Linked DNA regions of Mus musculus: all the other regions are linked to region 1. Evidence: chromatin loops called from intact Hi-C (ENCODE). Cell type or tissue: left cerebral cortex. All regions are shown on one strand. Links, peaks and the distances in the headings refer to the core of each region. The heading gives the core; the rest is flanking DNA. Region 1 overlaps Gna14 (guanine nucleotide binding protein, alpha 14). Region 2 holds the start of Gna14 (guanine nucleotide binding protein, alpha 14). Region 3 overlaps C130060C02Rik (RIKEN cDNA C130060C02 gene).

What was found. Hi-C counts contacts between places; a loop is a spot of excess contacts. Peaks named below come from ENCODE experiments on the same cell type or tissue, not always from the same donor. Only the 100,000 strongest peaks of a DNase experiment are listed, where the experiment ranks them.
Region 2: a loop joins it to region 1, with 3 times the contacts of the local background. A loop is called at or near these places in 15 of 42 quality-filtered maps.
Region 3: a loop joins it to region 1, with 11 times the contacts of the local background. A loop is called at or near these places in 7 of 42 quality-filtered maps.

The regions. Positions count from the first base shown.
Region 1 is chr19:16,596,369-16,601,695 of GRCm38, forward strand. Gna14 (guanine nucleotide binding protein, alpha 14) reads left to right here. Exons shown (of 7, transcript NM_008137.4): 3 at 2,572-2,726. Among named protein-coding and RNA genes, the nearest start is that of Gm41811, 16 kb to the left of the region's middle. In left cerebral cortex, for the core only: CTCF peaks have their summits at 3,137 (motif pointing left) and 4,916; DNase peaks (open chromatin) are centred at 2,683 and 3,102.
Region 2 is chr19:16,432,825-16,438,151 of GRCm38, forward strand. It overlaps Gna14 (guanine nucleotide binding protein, alpha 14), which reads left to right and starts at 2,843. Exons shown (of 7, transcript NM_008137.4): 1 at 2,843-3,993. The coding sequence starts at 3,870. In left cerebral cortex, for the core only: CTCF peaks have their summits at 2,172 (motif pointing right) and 2,817; DNase peaks (open chromatin) are centred at 2,294, 2,871, 3,106 and 3,961; H3K4me3 peaks cover 1,694 bases.
Region 3 is chr19:15,995,043-16,000,369 of GRCm38, forward strand. All of the region lies in intron 2 of C130060C02Rik (RIKEN cDNA C130060C02 gene), which reads left to right. Among named protein-coding and RNA genes, the nearest start is that of C130060C02Rik, 13 kb to the left of the region's middle. In left cerebral cortex, for the core only: a CTCF peak has its summit at 3,297 (motif pointing right); DNase peaks (open chromatin) are centred at 1,410, 2,067, 2,341 and 3,273; H3K4me3 peaks cover 450 bases; H3K27ac peaks cover 686 bases.

The DNA of each region.
Region 1 (5,327 bases), core at 183-5,182:
AGCTTGCTGCACTTATGGATAGTGAATGTCAATAGACCGTTCCCATAGTATCTAGTTAGGTTTTTTTTTTTTATCATTGATAACATACCAATGAATATTAATTTTAATTTTAATTAAAACATCATCTGGAAAAGAGAAAGTTGTTCAAGAGACCTCCCATACATCCTGGTGATTAAGTTAGTGATGGTGTATTATTTCCTTGAACATTGCCAAGAGAGTAGCTCTTTAGTGTTCCTTACCATGCAAAGATCATACACACACACACACACACACACACACACACACAAAAACATACACACATACATACACACACACACACACACACACACATACACACACAAACACACACACACACACACACACACACACACACACACACACACATACACACACACAAACACACACATATACACACACACAAACACACACATACACACACACACACACACACACACACACACACGTCTTAAATAGCTCGGCTTAGCCATATACATTATTTACATAGGTCAAGAGAACATGTGGTATATATACCATAACTATGTAGAATCAACTTGCCAATTAAAATACATAGACAAATGTAAACCACAAACCCTTACTTACCTAACAAAAGGCCCCGCAGAGATGGCTGCTGTGCTGGGCAGTTGACAGAGGAGCAGCCCCTGTGATGAGGGCCTGGCGGGTTGGGCAGCCTGCTGGGTTGCAACTAGAAGCTCACTGTACTTGACAGGGACACTCAGCAGAAGCCAGGGCCCTAGGTGAAGGCACCACCACTTCACCTGTGGCCCTTTCACGGGTGGCCTGGGAACTTCCGTGTGACATACTTCTGTCTTCTGTGTTCCCTCTTCCAGCAGCAAAAATGTTGATTTTTGAGAATCGGGGAAAGGAAAGTTCTTGTTGAGCCCTGTGTTTCCCCTTCTTATTAGTATATTGCAGTTGTGTAAAATAACGAGTTATTCTGCCACGTTCATCCACGTCCGTGCTGAACTCTCTATGAGAGCCTGGTCATCGGTGATGTTTCTGCAACTGCTGGCTTGCTCCCAAACTCTTCTGTCTTCCAGTCTGACTGCTTCTCCCTGAGACTCTTAAGACCAGCAGGCTCACTTTATTCATCTGCTTCCTGGGCATACATTGATGCTGACCAACCTTCCCCCTCCCCCATCCCTCTATTCCCCTCATCCTCCCCCACCCCCCCTGCCATGTAGCATGGCAGTGCCCCACCCAGTCCTCTGTCAACTGTTTGGCTTTAATTCTCAACAGCAAAGCTGGACTTCATTGTTAAATTTAAGAAAACAGCCTATGGTGCATGACATGCAAGAAGGGGCGGAGTTAGCGAGGTAACTGGCTGAGAGGCACCACCGTGAATCCCCAGATTCCTCTGTGGACTCCCCCCTCTCTGCAAGGCGTCTCCCCACACTAGTCATATCCCATGGCTGTGGATTTCTGACATGCTACATAGATACATGTGCCACATGTGTTTATTGAGCTCACATTATCAAAGAAAGCACCAACTGCTTGCAGAAAAGGAGCTGAACTCTTGGATAAAAGCACAAGTGAGATTTTTTACTCTGCTTTTGTGGAGTTTTCCCGGACTTGTTTGAAGACAGAGGCACATGGCCACTTCAGATGTAGAGGGTAGAGGGCAGTCATAGGGCAAGAGGAAACAACAGAGCGGCAATGGGAAGCCAGAAGGTTGGGGACAGTACCTATGCTCTACTCAAGGCCCTCCAGGACCCTGGATCACGCTCTCTGGCTAAGGACAGTGGAAGGAATCACATGCAGAGGTTCAGGTGCGATGGATATGCGCTAGGATTGCAAGTGAGAAGTATCCACTGGGCATACACTCTCACAGAGCTCCTGCCTGTAATCCTTAGTGTGCTAACGGAGTAATAGCTACAATAAACACTGTCTAGTAGTTGTCGTGCAGAGCAGGTGATCTGGGAGTGGTTCCTAGGTGGGAAAGAACTGTGCGCTGATTGATGCACAGGACTACGTGGCTGGCATATGGGAACTTTCTGTTGAGCTGAAGATTTCTGCTGAATCTTAATGCTGCTCTACAAAGTAAAATCTACTTCAAAGAAATACAAAGAAAAAGAAAAGGAAAAAAAAAAAACTTAAGAGGGAGAAAAAGGGCAGGGTGACAGTTGGCACTGATTTTTCCGTTTACAGAGAGAGTGTGTCCCTGTTCTTACACCTGGGGCCAGTCCACTTCTAACCAAACAATCCTGGTTTGTGACTGATACAACAGTTTATGTCCATTGCTGGCTACATAGATGTTGGAATGAACAGAAAGTGGGAAAAGTGAAAGTGGCTACAGGGCGTGGGTGTCTCTGTTCACACCTGGGTGCCGGGTCTGAGCAGCTGCCTCTGCTATTGCTGGACTGGAGGCGCAGGTCTAGTGCGGTCTGTTTCACGTCTCTAGACTGAGCAACCAAATCACCCCGCCTAGTCTTCTGGTTTCTGAGGGTTTGGCTGTGCACAGCCCAGCACCTGTCAGAGCCCTCCACCCCAGATCATCCCCTTATCTGTCATGCTTTTCTGTGCTCAACGTGGTATTTCCTTTCCGTTGGACAGGAAAATGCCCAGATCATCAGGGAAGTGGAAGTAGACAAGGTCACTGCACTCTCTAGAGACCAGGTGGCAGCCATCAAGCAGCTGTGGCTGGATCCCGGAATCCAGGAGTGTTACGACAGGAGGAGGGAGTACCAGCTGTCAGACTCTGCCAAATAGTGAGTACTCAGCCGGCAGCTGCTGCTAAGCCAACTCTGCAAGGCTTCACTTCCCAGGAGGCAGAGAGGCAGGGGGTGTGGGTGGGGGTGGGTGGGGGAGTGAGGATGTGTGTGGGTGGGTGTTTCCCCTGACCTCCTGGCCTGCTTCTTGGCCTCTTCTCCCCTAATTCTCTGTCCCAGATGTCCCTTGGGGTTAGCAGCCACCTTCTCTCACCCAATTAAGTTGGAGATTCCTTTAGTGGAACGGATCTAAGTTTTGGAGCAGAGGTTATGATTTAAGCAAAGAACACACCTGCCTGTGGTTTTTCCGCTTTCTTCCTCTCTGTATCCCTCTGGAAACTGCAGGCGGGCTTAGGCTTTGCTTAAATTGGTTGCCGATCTTGTAGTGCCCTCTAGTGATAGACATTGGCATTGCAAGACCAGCACACAGGCCTCTCGGCTGGCTTATTTGACCCTCTCAGAAAGTCAACCACTTAATGTATTTGGGATCCATAAAGCTTTAGATTTAAACCATCAACATCATCAAAATTTCTATCGCATACTATCTTGGAGATATCACAACATTTCTTCTTTCTTAAGAGTCCCCTAGGGCTGGCTGTGACCCACAGGTGACTGAGCACACAGCTTACTTCTTGGGGTTGCAGCTTGTTTATGCTCCTGCAGTTTGGTTCCTCCTCCCAGGACCACGAAACTCCCCAAACCCACTCCGTTCCTTTTACATGTTGGCCTCTTCCTGAACTAGCTTGGACTGGACAAAGCAGCTGTCAGGGAAGGCATCGTTAAGGCCCATGGCTTTTAATGACTTTGCCTAGACATTTGTCCCATGCAGCACTCAGTTCAATCCAGCTTGGCACAATTGATCTAATTACATCAGCAGAAAAGCACGATGTCGGGGGGCAGGGTGGGGGGAGAAGGAAAGAAACCACTAAGACGCTAGACTGGCAGCAGAGAGGGGAGGAAGCTAGCCTCCCAATGAGATGAGCATTCTGTCCAAAAGCTAGTGGGTTCTCCTGTTTCCTCCCAGAAGCGGCCCACTGTTACTGGCTCTGAGATGAGCCTCTGGATTTACATCCATTTGGAGAACGCTTGCCAGAATGACTGTAAGATTAACTCAGCGTAAATCTTGAAAACAGAAGCAAGTCCGCTCGCTGCCAGGCGTGTGAGGGGTGACTGGGGAGGTGAACAGAGTTGTACAGAAGACAATAGCATTTAATAAGGGAAGTAGTTGCCAGCCTTGAGCGTCATGGATATGGTGGTTACATGCCTAGCTACCAGCACTGGAGAAGTGAGAGCAGGGGGTCAAACATTCTTAGACATTCTCAGTCAGGTGAGTTTCAGGTCAGCAGGCAACCTGAGTTAGACCCTGTCTCAAAATAGCAAAAAAAGCAAAATGAAACAGAACAACAACCCCCACCCCCACTATGACATAAGTTACTTGTGCATTTTCTTGGTCCAAGTCAGTGGTTCTCAGTCATCTGCTAGTAATGTCTGCGTAATTAGATGTCATTTATACTGTGCAAATGAGTGTACCAGATAGTGTGCTAAGGGCTATGTGGCAACCAGTTAGTGACCTCTAATCTCAGACAATGTAGTCTGCTGGTTCAGTCAATCAATCAATTAATCAATCACTGTAGTGTGTCTTCCTTGCCTCCCACTTAACCTAATTTTGGACCGCTTTCCAGAGTCCCTAGCAGATGCTCCAAATCACAAATGATACTGCATTCTGTATTTGTTCTTTACATACATAAGCATGATAAAATGAACTTATAAACGTAACAGCAAGAGATGGACACAGGCTAAAACTAAGGTAGTTAAGAATAGAGCTACTCGTTATTGGCAGTGTGACCCCATGACACAGTGTGAGAGCTGCGACAGCTAATGAGTGACTGGCAGGTGGGCAGTGTACACAGTGTGGCTACACTAGAAAACGTGTGTTTCCCCCCTTGGCACAGCCACCGATGTTATCTTACTACTCAGAATGGCACTAGACTGAAAACTTATGAGTTCTTGTCCTTAGCTTTGCAGAACACAAAAATCATTTCAAAGACGGATCATTTATTTCTGGCATTATTTTCACATTTCCTAAATTTGGGTCATAAATGGCCATGGGCATTTGTAAGCGTGAGGTGGAACATTGGATAAAGGGAGAAGACTGAGTGCAGTAAAATAATAAGCTGGGGAGCAGGCCCAGCATTTTAAATCTCTAGGTGGTGCTACAGAGAGCAGCAGAGCCACCCACTCCATTGCTAGTGAGGTCTTTTGTAAGGACTTGAGTGATTAAACAACTTTTGAAGACACAGTCTGGAGCCTAGGCTGGCCTTGAACTCTCCACATAGTTCAGCATAACCCTGAACTTCTGGTCCTCCTAGCTTTCCTCCTGAATTCTGGGATTGCAGACATGTGCCACCACATCTGTTGTAGAAGGTGCTAAGGAATTACCCCGGGTTGTGTGCATACCAGGCAAGCACTCTGACACCCGAGCTTCACAGCCTGTCTGAAGGGCTTTTGTTTTTGTTTTTGTTTTTTTAGTTCTTAGAACTTTAAAGGTAACTATATGCATAAGAAAGACACTCATATTGATTTATAGAATGCAATTATGTT
Region 2 (5,327 bases), core at 277-5,276, 160 kb before region 1:
TTCAGTTTTGTGCATCCTGGCTAAGACTTGCTAGTATAAGACTAGCAGGTTAAACAAGAAAAACTACCTGTGAGTAACATGAATTAGCAGATATAGACAGGTGTGCTAGGGTGGGATGGGATGGACGAAGGCTTCTAATGGAGGAGTGGAGGTGTCTTCTCAGAAGAGATGTGCTTGGAAAAGAAGTGACCTAATTTTGCTTGAAGTAAGAGATGGCATTCCTGGAAAAGGGGACAGGGTGCACCAACGCCTTCAGAGGACACAACAGTACATTTGTCTGAGATTCGTTAGCAGGGCAGGCAAGGAAGTTAAGCTAAAGGAGATACACGATCTTTGGCTTCTGAAAGCCACTATCATGGAATGATGCTTCTTATGGAAAACAAGATAGTGAGGTCTCAACTTTAATTCTTTCGGGTGGGCCACAGCTCAGTACATCTTGTTACCAGAATCCCCAGCACCTGGCATTAGGCTGGCATTAGGCTGGCAGGGGCCCAGTGAGCATCCTAAGGACCCGTACAGTTATCTGACTGTGAAGCTCAGCACTTGGCAGCCAAGATGGGGGCTGTGAGTAATGAGGTGCAACTAAAGTAGATGGGAATGATGAGGAGAAGTGTTGCCCATGAGTAAGCGCTTCCTTTAAAGCCAGCCTTTCCTGGAAAGGTGCTTCAAATATCATGTCATGAAATCATCCTGATCTCGTACCCTAGGTCTGAGAGATGATGTGAAAGAGAAACAAATAAGTACAGGAATAGGAAACTAACTGCCTTGTGCTGTCCGTTGTATGGTTCTCAGGAGCTTTTGATGTCCCCCAAAATAAAGTTCACATTTATTTTAACATCTTTAAAAATGTGTTTTATGTGTATGGGTATTTTGCCTACATGTATGTCTGCACACCACATGTGTGCAGCACATGCAGAAGCAAGAAGAGGGTGTTGAATTCCCTGGAACTGGAGTTTACAGTTGTGAGCCACCTAGTGGGTGCTGGCAATGGAACCTGGTCCTAAGCCAGGGCTTTTAACTGCTAAGCCAGCTCTACAATCCCTTGCCTTTTTTTTTTTTTTTAAGTGTGAAAAATCATTGAAGAAATGATTAAATGTTAGAGTTGGGTGAGTCCCCTGAATGGATTCTAGTCCATTGCTCTGCTCACGGTTAAGGAAAGTGCAATCTAAACATGACGGGAGGGGCTTCGGGTACCTCTATCAGATAATTTAAAATCAGCCAGCCAGTTTTGACTCAGAGCAGCTAACCTTCCTGATATAAGTACTCTATGCTCTTAAAAATGCAGGTGTGTATTCTCCCCATACCATTTCCGTTGTACTGCTTATATGTTTGTGCCTTGTCTTTTCTGCCGGATGTGTTTTGAAGATTCTCCCCAGTTTGTTGTTCTTCTGTCGTCATGAGTGAACGGTGGGAATGCAGTGTACTGAGTTCGTGGCTACTCAGCTACAATGGCATATGGATGCTTCCAAGTGTTCTTATACAAGCTAGAATGGTTATGCTATCATTGGAAGGTATGATTTTTTTTCCAGTGCTGGATGTTAAATGCACAGAGGGCTTTATCACTGAGCTACATCCCCAGCCCTGAGGTAGATGGTGACACCACGATGCTGTATGCAGGCTGTCATTCACCCAAACATCCTAAGGTGTTATTCATTGGGACATAATGTTACTCATAGATCACCTTAATGGATACATAATATTGTCCTATGTGGACCAAACATAGTTAATTTGGCTTATTTCCTGCTGTTGACATTTTACTCATTGAGTTTGTATTGTTAGCTGAAGATAGAGATCTTTGCTTATAAACCTGTGGGACTTCTTCAGCACCGTGTCCTATACAAGGAATACGGGTTTGATCAAATGAATGGGAACACTGAAGGGTTCCGGTAGGTACCAAGGGTTCCGGTAGGTACCGCCAAGTTCGCCAGGGACGATCTGTCAGGATCTGTTTTGGAAGGCTAGTAACTGGAGACTGAACAGGTCAGTTATTCCAGTTAACTTGGAATTCAGATTTGCTCTGGTTTTAATATCTGTGGAAGACTAAAAGCCGTGATTGAGATGTTAGTTTGAGGAGCCAATGGTGGTGTTCTCAACACCTGTAGGAGCTAAAGGGAAAAGTGGGTGACAGATTACAGAGAGAAAAAAAATCCAGAAACTTTCCAGTAGGGGACACTGTTGTCGTCAATTATGCTTGGAAGGATACTAAAATACAGGGCATTTTAAAGCCTGATTGGTCCGCACTTCTTAAACTGTAAAGTAAATAAGACTTAGCAGCCAGATAACATTAGCTGCCAAGTTCTTATATAATGACCACAGCGCCCCACTTCTGCTTCCATTGCTCTTCACGGAGGAAGAATTAGCGTCTGATTCCGTAACCGTGCACATGTCATATGCCAACTTGAATAGAAGGCAAAGAAGATTTGCTCTGGTCCCGAGGATCCCTTATCCGCACCTTTAAATCTGCACAGACAAAATCAGAGTAGTTTGCTTTGTGCAAACTTTGTGCATTTGAGTTGTCAGGGGTTCTTTCAGATTTCCTACATCCACACGCAGAGTTCCAGGAGCTGTCCCGAGGCGGCAGTCTGGCTGCAGGGCTGGGCAGGGAACTGGCCAGGTGTGCCGGGAAGGTGCCAACTCTTTCTACAAACAGAAGTCTTTTCCATCATCAAATGCAAAGCAGCCAGCCGTTTTCCTTCACCCCTCCAGTCCCTGGCCCCCTCATCCGGTGCCAGGAGGTAGGACCGGCTGGGAGGCGTTAACTAGCCCTTTGCTCTTTTGCCAGACCCCGGAAGGCAGCTGCAGTTCCTACGCCAGCCAGCAGGCCCATCTGCACTAGGCAGGCAAACTACAAGCTGACCCAAGGCTTGCACTAAGCCCAAATTGAGTTGTGGCATCCGGGAAGCAGAGGGAGCCAGTCTAGAAACCCCAAGTGTGAGCGGTGGAGAAGCTGGTGGGCAAAGCTCAGCCTCAGGTGGGAAAAGAGGCCTGAGCCTAGCTGCTGGCATGCGGTGTGTGAACGGGCTGCAGACGTTTGGCTCGGGTCTGCTAGTGCGCTGCCTCCACCCCTGGCACTGAGGCTGGGAGTTGACGAAACTCCCTCACCTGTCGGAACCCGGATCTGGCAGCGGGAAGGGGGCTGGCAGCCAGTGTCTGCTGGTTACAGCAAGCTTGGCAAGTGGCCCTGCCTGCACTAGGGCGCCACCGCCAAGGAGGCAGGTGTGAGACTACTCTGCGACCCAGCCTCTTGTTGCTATCCTTTGTCCCCAGGCACCGTCGGCTTGGGGTAGGACTTCAGGCAACTCCTGCAGCCTTGGCTGCAGGTTCGAGACGCTCCGCCCCCTCCTGTCACATAGAGCGGTCAGTGCTGGAGGAACCTTCCATTCCGCAAAAGTCTACGGGTTGAGGTTTTCGGAACTTTGCAAACAGGGACTAGCTGGCCCTTTATTTGCAAGCCAGGCCACACCTGCTGCTAGCCTGCGACACCCTACAGTCCCGGAGAGACCATTCTAGCAGCAGCACCGACGCCCCAACTTTTGATTCGCGGTGTGCGTTGCCTACCTGGGTACCCAGCTACAGTGTCCGGGGACGCACATCTTCTGGAGACAGCGCCAATCACACTGCCCAGTTCGCTCTTCTCTCCCTCCCAAGCGCGGGGTTGGGTGCCTGATCCCGGACCACACAAGCGCTCAGGACTCGCCTGACCTCGGAACTGCCTTCGAGAAAGCGTTAGCCTAGGAGATCCGAGCCTCTTTCTCCATACCATAGTTGGTTCAGGTGGTTTCCTCTTCAAACCTTGCGTCTGGCGCGGATAATCCGCGCGGCCGGGCGTTAAGCTCCAGGTCCCTGTCGCTCCGTCGAGGTGGCAAGCCATGGCCGGCTGCTGCTGTTTGTCTGCGGAGGAGAAAGAGTCTCAGCGCATCAGCGCGGAGATCGAGCGGCAGCTTCGCCGCGACAAGAAGGACGCGCGCCGGGAGCTCAAGCTGCTGTTGCTGGGTGAGTGGCCGCCTTTATCCAGCGCGCAGCTCTGGTGTTCTCGTCCCGGCTCTTTCCCGTCCCAACAAGCCTGCCGGGTGGCGTGCTGAGTTTCTCTATGTCCCTTCAGGGAACCGGTCTTTTTGCACCTGGGGAGCTGGGCCACCTTCGATCGTAGACTCCTGATATCTCAGAGCAGGCCAGGGCTCAACTCCTGGACCCTTGTCAGTTTCTCTCCCCCCCCCCCCAACCCGGGGCCTGCTCGCTTTTGCCCTTGGGCTCCCAGCAGGCGGCTGCTGCGGGAACCCCCAAACTTAGTTGTTGGTGGGTGGTGGGGAACGGCCTGCCTCGCAGTTTAGGTTCGGTTCTTGTTGAGGGTCTGACTGCAGGGGCCACGTGCAGCATAGTTTTTACCTGCCAGGTATGGTCATGGTGGGAAGGCTCTGTCCTCACTGTAGAGGAAACCCTAGAAACTGACAAACTGGAGAAAAGGGGAAAATGATAGCAAGTGCGCCTCGGAAGTGACACCCCTACTGCTATTCTCTCTTCTGACACCAGGACCTTCTGCTGATGACACCGGAGCCTGCATCAAGAGAGTAGCTTTAAGTCTCCCTTGGCCCACCTTAGTTTAACTTCAATGTCCAGGCTATCTCTACCAGTGCCTCCTTAGGCTTTTAGAAGGCCTTTGAAGAAGTGTTTTTAAAACAAAGAGAGAAGAGTTTAAAGTCTGATTAATTCCCCCAAGGCAAGGATCTCTTTCTTCTGGCCTGTAGAGTGTCATTCAGCCCCCATCCATTGTTGGACACTGGCCCTTTTCTTTCACCCCCATCCCCACCCCCAAAATAGCTGCTTGCATTTCCTCTGTCCTTTCAGGCTGGAGTCCTCTCTTTCACCATTTGTTTAATTATTTAATTAAGCAGTCCCTTTTGAAGACTGACTGAAGGAGAGGGCTTTTAGCCTGCACTGCCTTCACACCCGAGCAAGCCCTCCACTATGTAACTGGCTACTGCTGAGTTTAAAGGGCCTCCTTTGGTTTTCCTTAAACCTGCAAGTTCAAAGGGCTGACCACCCAGATTCCACACTCCTGATTCTTCTCTAAGGCCAGAGGAAAGTCCCTGCCAAAAGGACTCCTAGCTTACTATAAGCCAGTGAGGAGAGACCTGATTAGGGGAGTAAGCACCAAGGAAAGCTGTTTGCTGAGGCTGTAAAGACGCTGGGGACAGTAGCTTGAGGTCCACAGCTATACCTACGAGGTTCCTACAGTGGGTGGAGTGTGGGGTGGGGATGGGAAGGAAGGGCCACTTTCCACCCCTGGGGTCAGGGCTGTTCACCCAGACTTGGAATAGGCCTGGGAA
Region 3 (5,327 bases), core at 275-5,274, 600 kb before region 1:
AGACCACATCAACAGTGAGATCAAGTTGAGCTGAAGCCCCAAGGATGGCTGGTAGTTGGTCATTTATACATGCATTGACGTCAGATGCCAGGTCATGGAGGGCATTGGTATCAGAGTGTTAGATGTCTGTCTCTTTATGGGGTCCAGGTGAGGAAGCTGCACAGTTTCCCCAGCCTAGTGTGTCTGGTAAGTCCTTGGGTCTAGTTTCCCTGGCATAGTTTAAGTATGGCCGTGCTTGTTAGTTCTCATTACCTTGACATAAATTGGGGTCACCAGGGTAGAGGGAACTTATTCTGAGAAAAATGACTCATCAGATTAGCCTATAGGCAAGCCGTAGGGTATTTTCTTGATGATAGGGGTGGGCAGCCCATGGTGAGCAGTACCCACGCCCAGGCACGAGGTTCTGAATTGTATTAAAACAAAACAACAACAACAAAACAAAACCAACAAAAACCCGAGCAAGCCCTGAAAAGCAAGGCAGTAGGCAGTGCTCCTCCACAGTCTCTGCTTCAGTTCTTGCCTTGTTTGAGTTACCATCCCAACTGCCCACCGTGATGGGCTGTGTTTGGGACTCTGAGCGAAATAAATGCTTCCCCCCACCAAGTTGCTTTTACCATGGTCCTTATCACAGCAATAGAAAGCAAACTAGAACAACTCCGGTGTATACTTACAGTCTTAATTCACCAAAGCAAAACTTTAGGGTAACATCCTTTCTCCGTCCAGGAATGCATAATGTATCCATTTTCTGCATGGGTTAGGATGTCCTCAAAATGGTATCAAACGCTGCTTGTAAAATGGAGTTTCTCAAGGCAAGGCACAGCCTGAAAGCCCACCGCTTTACCCATTGTGGATTAGCTAACTTAGAGCAGGAAACAGCTGACGTCAGCATCACTATGCCCATCTTAGAGATAGGAAGGTTTGGAGAATTCGAAGAATTTAACTCAGCCCAAACAGCTAGTATCACTACAAGTTACACTTCTGGATCACCGTCTGGACTTGCAGAGGATAGAAGATGGGTCACTCGCAAAGGAAGTCAACTAAGAGTTTTTAGTACTTGGCTATATCTTTACTCAAACCGGGGTCAAGCAGATATCACAGTTATCTAGCTGATCTACTTCCTGTGCTGTCCAGAGAGAATATAGGACAAGCCAGAGAAAATATAAAAAGATCCTGGATTCTATTATGAAATAGAAGGCTACCACAAAAGGTTTCAGATGTCTCCAGTAAGGCACTGGGGACTGAGAAGTGTTCCAGTAATGAAATGCGGTTACTACAGCCCCCTTTAAGCTTGGGGGATTGTCATTATTTTGCTCTCAAGTCTGTATCTAGGCAGAGAACAGCAGGGACAGTTGTCACCAGCAATCGGGATATGCTGCCACACCTCACCTCAGCAGCAGATGCCCGAGGAGGTCTATTCAGAAACCTCCATCTGGGCAAACTGGGGTCCATGGCTTCAACAAAGAGATGAATTTCAGAGCTAACCAAATGTAAAGCAAAGCTAGGAGAGAGAGAGAGAGAGAGAAGCAAGCACCAGTGGGACAAGTGTGGTCTTCCCTGTCTAAGAACGTCTTCTGTTGCTGGGTGTGGTGGTGCACACCTTTAATCCCAGCACTTGGGAGGCAGAGGCAGGCGGATTTCTGAGTTCGAGGCTAGCCTGGTCTACAAAGTGAGTTCCAGGACAGCCAGGGCTATATAGAGACGCACCCCCTCCCCCCCAAAAAACATCTTCTGTCTTTCCAATGGGTGTGTATATTGTGGCTTTCTAGCTTGATGTCTCTAAAGGTTGCCCAGAAACCAGTTTCCCTCTTTCTAACGTTGCCCAAAGCATGTAATTCATAAGAGGGTTAAAGGCTCAGCAGACAGGATTGTAGTAGATTTATGAGACATGCTCTTTGGGTTTAAAGGAGAGGAGACTGCCAGAGACCAGGCTGTGTTCACTCTACGTTGTTTAAAGCAGTGATTTTTCAGACCGTTCCTCACCCCGAGAGACTCCATTTTACAAGCAGCCTTGACTCCATTTTGAGGACAGCGGATGGCTGTGTGCCAGGGTAGAAACGCAAACAATGCCATCTGTCAGGCAGCACCCAGGCAGCGCAGGCTGATAAACAGCTTATTTCTGGCTGTAGACACAGTGCCACCCAGAAGCTTAGCTGGGTAAACCAAGACTATAGGGATACATGGATGCCATTTAAGCCACGTCAGTGACACTAGACTGTTTATGTGTGTGAAGCTAAGTGTCTGGCCATTGTTAGAGCTCAGAAAGCACTAGGTGACTCCTCGTTAGACAAAAGGGTTAAGACTTCCCCCCTAAAGAAAAGAATCTCACTGGCGGAAGTGGAATTTGCAAAGCGTATCCCTGCTTAGTAACCAGCTGTACAACCACGCGGCTCTGGAGTCTCCATTCCTTTGCATCTAGTAGGAGACAGCAAATATTTATAAAGGTAACAGAATCCTGGTTGCCACAGCTCACAAAAACATATGTGTTAAAACAGATGGCATGTAGCCAGGAGTAACTCTGAAACTGACAAGTTGAAATGATTATTTTTTTTAGCAAGCCTCAGACCCCCCCCCACCCCTTAGAAAACAAATCAAAACAAAAGGAAAAAAATCAGCACCAAATGTTTAAATCTGTAACAAAATAATATATTTTTCTGATACAAAAATATATCGCCACAAGTGCTCATTCGGTCACGAAGCTGAGATCTTTGGTGGGTCTGTTTGGGGTCTACAGGATTTTCTGGATTAAGGAATACTTAGTTGCCCCGCAGGAGCCAAGCTTCCGAGTCTTGATATTTTTATAGCTGAGATTCTGAGTTCTCTTTACCAGTAGCTTTTACTGAGCCTTGTACATGCATCAGAAATTCAGACAACTTATGAATTGAAATAAACGTGAATTTTGTCTACATAGGTTTTCAAGTTAAAAGAATTTCTCTCTCTCTCTCTCTCTCTCTCTCTCTCTCTCTCTCTCTCTCTCCCTCTCTCTCTCTCTCTCTGTGTGTGTGTGTGTGTGTGTGTGTAGGCGTCTGTGGCAAGTGACTTTACCTGTGGAGCCTGTCTCTCATCTCTCTGCTGCTGCCAGCCCCTGCCCCTCCCCTACGCCTATTGCAGTTTATTTTTAAGGAATGTTACTGCTCTACTGGTAAATAACTGTTCCTCCCTTCATCTTGCTAAAGTTAACCGACTGAATGCTAAATGGAAGCAACCAAAACCCATGCTTGCAGATTTTCACACTTGATTCATCTGGATTTCCTCCTTTGCCTTTGGTGTAGTGGTGAATACTTGATTCTGCCGCTAGGTGGCAGTGTTTATAGTCCCAAACCAGGCAAACACTGCCCCCAGACTCTTCTCTAGCAACTTTTAAGCCAGACCTCCTGGTTTCAGCTCCCTAGGAGACAACCTGTTATACAGCAAGGATGGAGAGAGTGTTCAGAATAAAAACTTTTTTCCCTTGTCCACTGTACGTTGCAAAACTGGTAGATTTGTAGTGTAAAGCATGGAGTTGCTCAAGGAACTGAAGAAACAAAACAAAAACAAACTATCCCTTGCAAAGACTGACATGTTTGTACAGTGATTGGCGGTGGCATAGCATTAATTTCACTGGCAACAAAGTGTTCCTAGCATTGTCGTTACCAAACATCTATGCATAATGTGCCAAAGACTACAAATTAAAAAATTTCAAAACAGAGTGTCTCCTCAGAACCCCAAGTTCCAAACAGAATGGACTCATGTTGTAAATAAAAATACCGAGCACTCAGTTAGATTTGAATTCCAGATACACAATGAATAAATCATCTTAGTCCAGTTATGACCTAAGCAATACTTAGAACTTACCCAGTAGGTCTACATGTCCATGAGCCTTGTACCTGTAAATTCAAACAACTATAGATGAAAAGCATTCAAGGAAAGAATTATATCTGTACTGAGCCAAGTCTTTCTGGGTATTCTTTCAAAAGTGCCGCACGGGGATTATGTGTGCACCGTCTTCCTAATATTACAAACTGATGATTTAAAGAATGTGCAAGGATATGCCCAGATATGTGCAAATCCTCTTCCATTTGCATGAGCTGCCGTTTTATCAAAGGTAACTTTATATAATTAGCATCCAAGGATTTGGGTTAGGGGTGGGTAGAGTAGGTGAAGGGTGGTCTTGGGATCAAGACCATGGATATAATGGGGACAGCTGTACTGAAAACAGTCTATTCATCCAGTATTTCTATATCATGGCCCTGGTTCCTGAATTTTGTTTTAGTTTTGATACAAGGTCTGACTGTATAGCTCACATAGACAGCAAACTTAGTGATTCTTCTGTGTTAGGTGCCCGAGGCCTACGATTGCCGCCATACTGGGCTGTTTCTAGTGGCATCTTCAGGTGACCTCAGATCACACTTTCAAACAGGAAGTCCAGGATGTGAAACACTTTTAAAATGTTTATCATTTACTGTATTCTTATTTTGAGAACTTCCTCTTTGATTCCGTAGCCCACTTCTTAGTGGGTTCCTTATTGTCTTTATTTTTATTTCTGAATTCTTTGTATATACTAACTACCAATCCATTAAATGCACAGCCAGCAGAGGTTTTCTTCCCCGTTCTGTGGGCCACCTTTTCACTTGAATTTCTTTTGCCTTATAGAACTTATTAATTGTTGTATCTTTACTGTATTTGATGTATTTGACTATGTTGCCTGAATGTGTGTCTGCTTAACTTGCACGCCTGGTGCCCACAGAGGCAAGAAAGGCCATCAGAGTCACAGGAACAAAGTAACAGATATTTTAAGTTGCCTTGTGTGTGCTGGGAACCAAGTGAGTGCCCTTTGGAAGAGCGGCCAGTACTCTGTCTCACCACTCAGCTGTCTTACCAGCCCCTCAGAATCTTTTTGTTTGCATGAGATCTTACTTGTGAATTGTTGGTTTTAACTTCCTGTATTGTGGGACTCTGAAGAAGCACATACCCGTGTCTATAAGTCAAAGCATATACACCTTGTTATCTTCTACCAGGATACATACAAATTATATACTATATTGTATTTATTATAATATATTATATTTATATTATATATTACATACATACATACATATATTACACACACACACACACATATAGGAGTTGAGTTTTGTGTGGGGTGCAAGAAGAGGGTCTGTTTCTGTTTTCTACACGTTGAAAGCCAGGTTTTCAAGTACTATTTCTTGACGATACTGTCTTTTCTTCAATGTGTAATTTTGGTGTCTTTGTCAAAAATCAGTTAGCACTATTTGCAGGGACTAACCAGGGTACTCTATTCTAGTCTATTCTATTCTACTCTAAATTTGTCTGTCTGGTTTAGTGTTGGT